Linked DNA regions of Homo sapiens: regions 2 and 3 are each linked to region 1. The links are chromatin loops, found by intact Hi-C in ENCODE. Cell type or tissue: dorsolateral prefrontal cortex. All regions are shown on one strand.

Region 1 (2,500 bases):
ACCAATTGCATGACTAGATGTCTAGAGCCTTGTTAGGAAGAAAGCAAGGGAGGGAGGTGGTTTGTATGTGGGAGAGACAATCAGCTAATGTCTATCACATTAACTTAAAGCAGGAAATGAATGTCTTGGGAGGCCTAGAGGGTAGCTGTGCCTGATGTTTCAGTTTCCTGAAGAAAAGGCTGGAGAATTCATCACAGAAATAGGACATGAACTAGGTCAGCTACTGGGGTCTAGGGGTTGAGGTAACAGGAACCATTTGACAGGCATTTCAGATTATACTGCCAGAATGCCCTAACCTCATTGCTTTCCCATTCTTGTTTTACTCTGCACAGGAGTCAAAGTCACAGTGGAGAGAGTTGGCCAAATTTGGTTCAGGTGCTCACAATTCAACTAGGAGAGCTCGTAGAACATAGACTGATGGTCCCACTGAACTGTTCATAATGGAGAAGAGATACTTGCTCCCAAAGACATTGGGGGTAGTTTTCTAAATAAAGGTTAAAAGGGTCTGGTTTTCCAAACATAAATGTTCACTACAAGTATTATTAGATTCCAAATATAAAAGGGTATAAGGAACTCAGAATGGCTAGATTAAATAAAAAGGATAATTACCAACAAATAGTTTTGACTGAAAATATGTCTGTTCATCAGCTTTTTACTGAGTGTCTAATATATGCAATGTGCTATGTGGATGCTACAATGAATTGTAGAGGTAGGAGGAAAGGAACTTAACCCATTTAAAGAGCATGCAATCTGACACCTTATTTTTAAGGTGAGGAGAGGAGAGCTAGACAGAACAGGACAGTAGTGAGTATTACCAAAGATGGACTAGACCCCTAAACTGCATTATTCTAACCCATCTAGGGTCTTTCTGTTATGCTTTACGTACTCGCTTAGTTGCAAAAATGGTCATAAACCAAACAAACTTCAGAGAAAGGCAGAGAAAGGACCCTAGTACTATCCCATGTTGGAGGCAAGGCTAAGAAGTAATGGGAATGTCTTCCTCCTTATCATCAAAATGGGCAGCATCAAAACCCATTATTAAGACCCTAACCATCCAGTCACTTCAAAACAAGAGCCATCAACTAAAGGGACTAGAGAACTCACTTCAGCCAAAGGTCTGTCAGTAGAGAGGTGGTGGCCAGTGAAGGTAGTGCTTGGCACTTTTTTCCTGAGAACTAAGAAAATTAAAAATAAACTACTGTCTGCTCCAAATAACTTCCATACAGCTATGCAGCAGTACAGAAAAGGGTGAGAAGTGTTGGATCAGGGGCAGGTTCTCTAACTTCTAAAGGTGCCTTCTGCTGCTAAGATTCTGCAGCTTCAGGCTCTTTATTGTATTTTAGTTCAATAAGATTTTTTTTATTTTTTTTAAATCTGTTTGCTACTGTAGTACATTTAAACATCAGCAGATGGGGCCCTTGGTTCCTGTGAAGAATGCCAGGGCTTGAATTTTGTTCTCGTCTGTGCTCTGCGTGAATTTTTCTTGTTGCTTTTACAGCATGTTAAATTTGTACTCTTTATAGTTCACAAACCTTTATTTAATCAAGAAAAATAAAACTCACTAATGGCAAGAGAACCTTTTTTTCCTCTTCTACTGTTCTATAGAGATAAGTTAGATCTGTTTACAAATAGAAAAATGAGACTAACATAATACTCAGACAACATGATTCTGAAACAGCAACAGAAGTCAATGTTGTAATTAATCTGTTGTCCTTAACTCACGAAGCTATGTGGAAGGCTTTTGTTGCATGGACCACAGGTGACAGTTTGGTTGCATCCAAGGTTACTCTGATTCTGCATTATTTTCTCTCCTCTCTCCTGAATTTCGTTTTATGAAGACATTGTGTCAATTGGCTGGTTTTTAGCACTTGCCAATGATTATTATTTTTTTAAGTGATGTTTGTCGATAGTCCATAAAGGGAACAACTGGTCATCTGGTCCTTGCACCTGTTCAAGTGGGTAAGTTTCAGCTTCTTAAAGGTGAGATTCTTTCCCACCAGAAATGTAACAGTCCTTTGAGGAAGGAGTGTAGTTTACTGGGCAGGAGAGATGACAGCATTTGGTCCTCATGCAGTCCTCTCTTGATTTTCTCCCTGATTTTTAACGTGACCTTGCTCTTAAGGATTAATCACTGTTTTTCTTGTGCCTCCAAAATGGGATGACCCAGAATTTTATTTGGTGGAAAGTACTGTGAGGTAACCAGAACAAAATGGTTCCTATGTGCAAAGCTTGATTATATAGATACTTATTTCAATGTGCATGCTGCATCTGTGATTAGTATGATTTAATTGATAGTTTGAAAGAATCTTCCTTAGTTTAATATTTGTTGTAAATAAATGCTTATGCTTGGACAGGTCTTAATAGTGGACTTAAAATACAACAAGAAGAAGACTAAAGGTTTATTGGTGATGGAAGAGATAAAATTGGGCCTCTTTTTTTTGTCATTATTCTGAGTTTAAACAAATAGATCTGTTGTCCAACATCATTGTGCCCTCTTAAG
Region 2 (2,500 bases), 160 kb before region 1:
CATTTTGTTTCTGACAACTTTCACAGGCTCAGGGCAGCATATTGGCTTTTTTTTTTTTTTTTTTTTTTGACACAGGAACAAGCTCATGGTTTATTAGATTGGATTAAAGCTGGTCGAGTTAAGTAGATTCAACTGGACTTCGCCAATGAAGTAAACATGAACTCTCTGCTTTTCCCAACTCAGTAGTGGAATTTTTAAGATACGTTTCACAGATGTCTAGGATCGGTTTCCATTCTGTAATAATGGGAAACAATCATGACCTTTATTTTAAACAAAAACCATTGTGGAGGTGGATCCAGGATGCAAACAAAAATTATGCATCATTTTGCATAGTTGACATGGTGCATTTGAAGCATAAAACATTGCACACACTATAAACAAATGAAAAGCTGGAGTCAGTCCTGTTAGGCCCGGGCTACGATTGATTGCAATCTGAGGGCTGTGAAGTAACAGTCTGGAACTATGGTTTATCAACAATTTCATTTTCCTGAGACAACTTTGTCCTAGAGAGCTGGTAAAGTGCAGCATTTCCATTGGAACAGGATAGTGTGTTTTTCAAAGTATTTTCAGTTTCATCGTCTCAAGTTTGCACTCAGCAAAGTTGCTTTCACAAACTCCTGCTTAAAACGTATATGGGCATAATAGCTTCCAGAGATTTTATTACCCCTAGAGTTAGCCCTGAGAAAAATACACTCGAAAATGTAAGTGGCAAACTGGAAAATGTTATTTTGATTCCAAAAAAAAAAAAAAAGACACAAAATCTGAAATACCCAGCTTACCTTTGTGGGTTGCTTTCTCTTTCCTTTTTTCTTCGAGGGAAGGGAATTGGTGGGGTGGGAAGCATCTTTATTTTTGCCTCCTGTTCTTTTCTGAATAGGCATTTAAAAGTGCATAATAAACTCATCCCTTTCAAGGCCCATCCTTTTTGTGTGATGGGGAGAAAGGAGGAGGAGGAGGGCCTGCGCTTTTACAGCGCCATTCCCCATTTCTCCAAGAGTGGCTGCTCGTGTGGGCTTCCCCGGCACCTCTCACCTCCTTTCCTGAAAAGAAAGTCCCAACTGCCCAGAATCCCAGACTCATCTAAGCGCGGGGGCACGCAGCCGACTGGCATTTGAGTCACCCACCACCTTCCCCAGCCGGCCAGCTAATTGTTTTGTCAGTTTATTCGGCGTCAAAGAAGTGAGCCCGGCCTGGTGGCGCATCCTGGGCCTCTCGCCATCGAGGCTCATCCTGGGCCTCCAGCCACCAAGGCGCGGGCCGGGAGCCCCGGCTGGAGATCAGGGGTGCCAGGGGCGCTGGGCGGCCGTCGCCCCGCTCGCGGCCCCGACGAAAGGCAGCGGCGAAGTGGTTAAGGAGCGAGCGCGCTGCTGCGGGGCGCGGGCGGGCCGGGCGGAGGCGCGCTCCGGCTGAGCGGCGCCCGCGGCAGCCCCAGCGGCAGCTGCGGCGAGAGGAGCGCGGGCGGCGCGGGGAGCGGGCAGGACGCGCCCAGAGACACGCAGAGAAAGGGCAGCGCCGCCGCCTGCTGCAGTCCTCGGCGCGGTTAATCACGCGCTCCCCTCTCGGTGCTGATTTGCAAGAGCAGATTAATCAGAGAGCGCGGCTTGATGAAATTTGCTGTTATTGTGCCCATTTTTAGCAACATCTTTTATTATCTTCATTATTCATTTACAGGGGACCGGCATCAATTATGCAAATGAGTTCACAGACTTTGCAGATTACTTCATTTGCCGCTATTGTTTGTGGAAATTTAATTATTAAATATTATTAAGCTTGCGTTTTCTTCAATTTTCCAAGGCTTAGTTTCATTTGATTTTTCCTCCAGCTGCTCTTCTTTCCTTTCAGTGCCAAAACAGCTCCTCATCAAAGCGGCTCTGGCATGTGAAGACCAAATAAAATCTCCTCAATTTAATAATTTTGATGTTAGTCCCTTGTTCTCAGCTGCTTGCTCAAAGCAATGCAGAGAGGAACGCAGAGCACATTCAATTTAATGAGCAGAAATTGAATTCAAGTTTGTTCGGAATTGACTTCAATTAAGCAGAGTCTTAATGATAAATTAATCTCTTTTCTTTATTCCCCAGAATTTGTTTTTCAAAGTAGGAAATTGGACTACATTGAAAGACCAAATAAAGAATACCAATTTTAACTAGATCATGGAACTGATAGCAAAATTTAATTCTTTATAGTAACGTTCTTGGACAAATAGCATTCTTTCTATGGCGTGTATTATAATTTATATTCATTGTTACCACTTACACTTACATGGCGTGGATAAAATGGCAGTTGAATTAAATATGGGCTTGTAATAGACTTCAGAGTTTTAATCTTTATTAAGAAACTCTAATTGAATGCATAATTAACTTTTCAGGCTTTAGGAAATTCGGTTTAATATCTATGTGAGCTGAAAACATTGATCAGGAATTTTCAAGCAATTTTTATGAATTTATTTTTGAGGAGAAATTATCAGGCTTACATAAAATGGCATTTTAAGCTGAATAGCAAG
Region 3 (2,500 bases), 120 kb after region 1:
CTTGAAATATTGACTTTAATATCTCATTTGAAAAATTCATGAAGCCTTTGATGTTAAATCCATACTCAATTTAGCCAAATGCCATTAGAATATGCAATACGCCTGAATACAGAAAGCATTATTGTCTGTGTTTCTGCAGAAGAATTACATTTTATGACTGTAACGTCAGGATCTTTTTTGGATTTGTGCATGAGGAAAAGAAAGGGAAAGGCAGCACATTAGATGCAAAATGAAAAGTGGTATTGATTAGGCTCTCATTTACCCACTCTCTGCTTCATTCCCTAAATGCATGGAAATAAGGGTTGTGCCACTGCAACTAACAATGCTCTATAATGAATGGAACAATCTTTAGAAAATTAGTGTGAGCATGTATGATAGTGCACAGATGTTGCTCGGAGTAACTGTCATACATTTCTTTTACATCTCCATTTACATAAGTCTCTTTATTTCCTAATAGTATCATAATAGAAACATGACAATAGTTAATGATTTCATAAAACATGTAATGTAAAGACTGTCAGAAAGGTAGAACGTTAATTGAAACCTATAGCTATACTGCATTAGAATTACATTTCCTAAATGAGTCATGTTAAAAATATCCCTCTTGTACCATGAAAGACAAAGACAGGTATTTTAAAACAACAACAACAACAAAAACAAAAACAGAACTCACGCTTTCAGCAGATTAAAAATTTTCCCCCCAGTAAAACACAGACCAACGAACATTGCGAAACCCACTGCATGCTAATAGAATGTTTTTTGCCTTTAGTAATTTATGGGCACTTTCCCCCATCTATCGATCACATTTTAAAAAGTAAACTTCATTAACATTTTAGAGTATAATGGCTCCAGAAAATGTTTGATTTTTATCACTACTAAAACATCATCGTGGTGTGTGCTTTCGTGTTAGCTGGTGCAGGAAAGGTATACTTCTTTTTGAGTGAAAGGGCCTTCGTCACCATCCATGTTTATTCAGGTATCTCATGGTGCCCTGAAGGAAAGAGCTCAAGGGTCATGCTATGGACAGGCCACGCTGTTTTTAAGAGTACAAGAAATACATTTATGAAACGAGGGAGGAAAAAGAATGGAGCAGAGAAAAGACAGGAAATGGCAAGTTCCTTACTCGATGAGATAACTGACTAGCCAGAAGACTAAAGATCCTTTTGAGAGTCTTTGATGCAGTCCTTGAGCTCCAGGATGTTAGGCCCTGGGCTGCTGCCTGCTCTGTAGCACCATCTGCTGGTCAATCTGCAGTCTCTGTCAGCCTGGGTGGGGAAGTGAACTGCTCCGCTCAAGACAAAGGTCGCTACTGACTTCAGTGTTAACAATTTACTCCACATTGGTGGGGGGAGGAACTATAGTTATGTTACACAAGGCTAGTAGGAATGGGACTGGATATACAGAATTTAACAAAGTGGTTACTCAAAACATCTTTTTAAAGGAAAGAAAGCAAAGCCTTTTTTTTTTTTCATGGAGAGGAAAGTATAAGAATCCCATGGATTTTTAGAACAAGACTAAACCATCTGTGCAAGAAAATTTATTCTCACCTTGATCCTTCAACATCTTGTGTATCTCCCATTCTATTAAATTAAGGCATTACTGAAATATGTTTAAAATTGAGCGCCATCCATCATAGAGATTGAGTTAGAATATCTACATAATATTTACACATCTCAACAGGAAAAGTAATTTTTCTTTTCAGTAGTTATCATTTTTGAAAACCCGGGTTGACTTGTAAGCCACCGTCTGTCTCATCCCTTACAAAGCATTTCCTCAGCTGATGCATTTCACTGATTTGATCTCACTGATATGGTAATAAAATCATTGGTCACTCAGACACAGAGCTGGTAGCCATGTGTTGAATCACCTGCTGTTAATTCAGATAGAGGTATACAGATGGGACTCAGGGACCCAAATGTGTTAATCTGAGAAATCCCTCGGCAATATCCCATGGATTACAATATTGCTGAAATATCCGGTATATAACTGCAAGTTAAATACTTCTAGAATTAATTATTAAAAGTGTATTTACCAAGGTTTAGCAACTATTTAATACGTGTTGCTTCCCAATGGGAGATTAGCCTATCTAAGGGCTGTGGAATCCTGGGGCCTTTGGAATTTATTTAATAAATGATAAGCAGCTGATTAAAAATAAATTAAATGCTAGTTAAAAGTATTTAGGGAGCTCGTTTAAAGTGTTTCGTTAGTAAGGAGTTTCCCCATCCCCTCTTTATTGTTTTAGAATTATTGACCTTATATATTGGGGTAGAAAACAAGATGGCTACCAGAGAAGAACTGTGTGAATAACCACATTTCTTAACTACATTTTTTCTTTTCTGACAGTTTTGTTTTTTAAGGTGATTTGGACTTTTTTTCTTTTTCTGAGACAGAGTCTCACTCTGTCACCCAGGCTGGGGTGTAGTGGTGCCATCACGGCTCACTGCAGCCTGGACCTCATGGGCTCAGCAATCCTCCCATCTCAGCCTCCTGAGTGGCTGGG

Evidence for each region. Hi-C counts contacts between places; a loop is a spot of excess contacts. Peaks named below come from ENCODE experiments on the same cell type or tissue, not always from the same donor. Only the 100,000 strongest peaks of a DNase experiment are listed, where the experiment ranks them.
Region 2: a loop joins it to region 1, with 2.9 times the contacts of the local background. A loop is called at or near these places in 2 of 110 quality-filtered maps.
Region 3: a loop joins it to region 1, with 12 times the contacts of the local background. A loop is called at or near these places in 58 of 110 quality-filtered maps.

The regions. Positions count from the first base shown.
Region 1 is chr1:88,302,235-88,304,734 of GRCh38, reverse strand. No RefSeq gene overlaps it. Among named protein-coding and RNA genes, the nearest start is that of PKN2, 380 kb to the left of the region's middle. In dorsolateral prefrontal cortex, CTCF peaks have their summits at 1,207 and 1,409; a DNase peak (open chromatin) is centred at 1,436; H3K27ac peaks cover 316 bases.
Region 2 is chr1:88,461,663-88,464,162 of GRCh38, reverse strand. It overlaps LOC105378839 (a long non-coding RNA gene), which reads right to left and starts at 1,275. Exons shown (of 2, transcript XR_947573.2): 1 at 780-1,275. RefSeq lists an enhancer at 1,338-2,500. In dorsolateral prefrontal cortex, no CTCF peak of the experiment used is centred here; DNase peaks (open chromatin) are centred at 1,044 and 1,512; H3K4me3 peaks cover 2,078 bases; H3K27ac peaks cover 2,500 bases.
Region 3 is chr1:88,179,442-88,181,941 of GRCh38, reverse strand. No RefSeq gene overlaps it. Among named protein-coding and RNA genes, the nearest start is that of LINC01773, 270 kb to the right of the region's middle. RefSeq lists a silencer at 1,266-1,315. In dorsolateral prefrontal cortex, CTCF peaks have their summits at 1,012 and 1,217 (motif pointing left); a DNase peak (open chromatin) is centred at 1,241.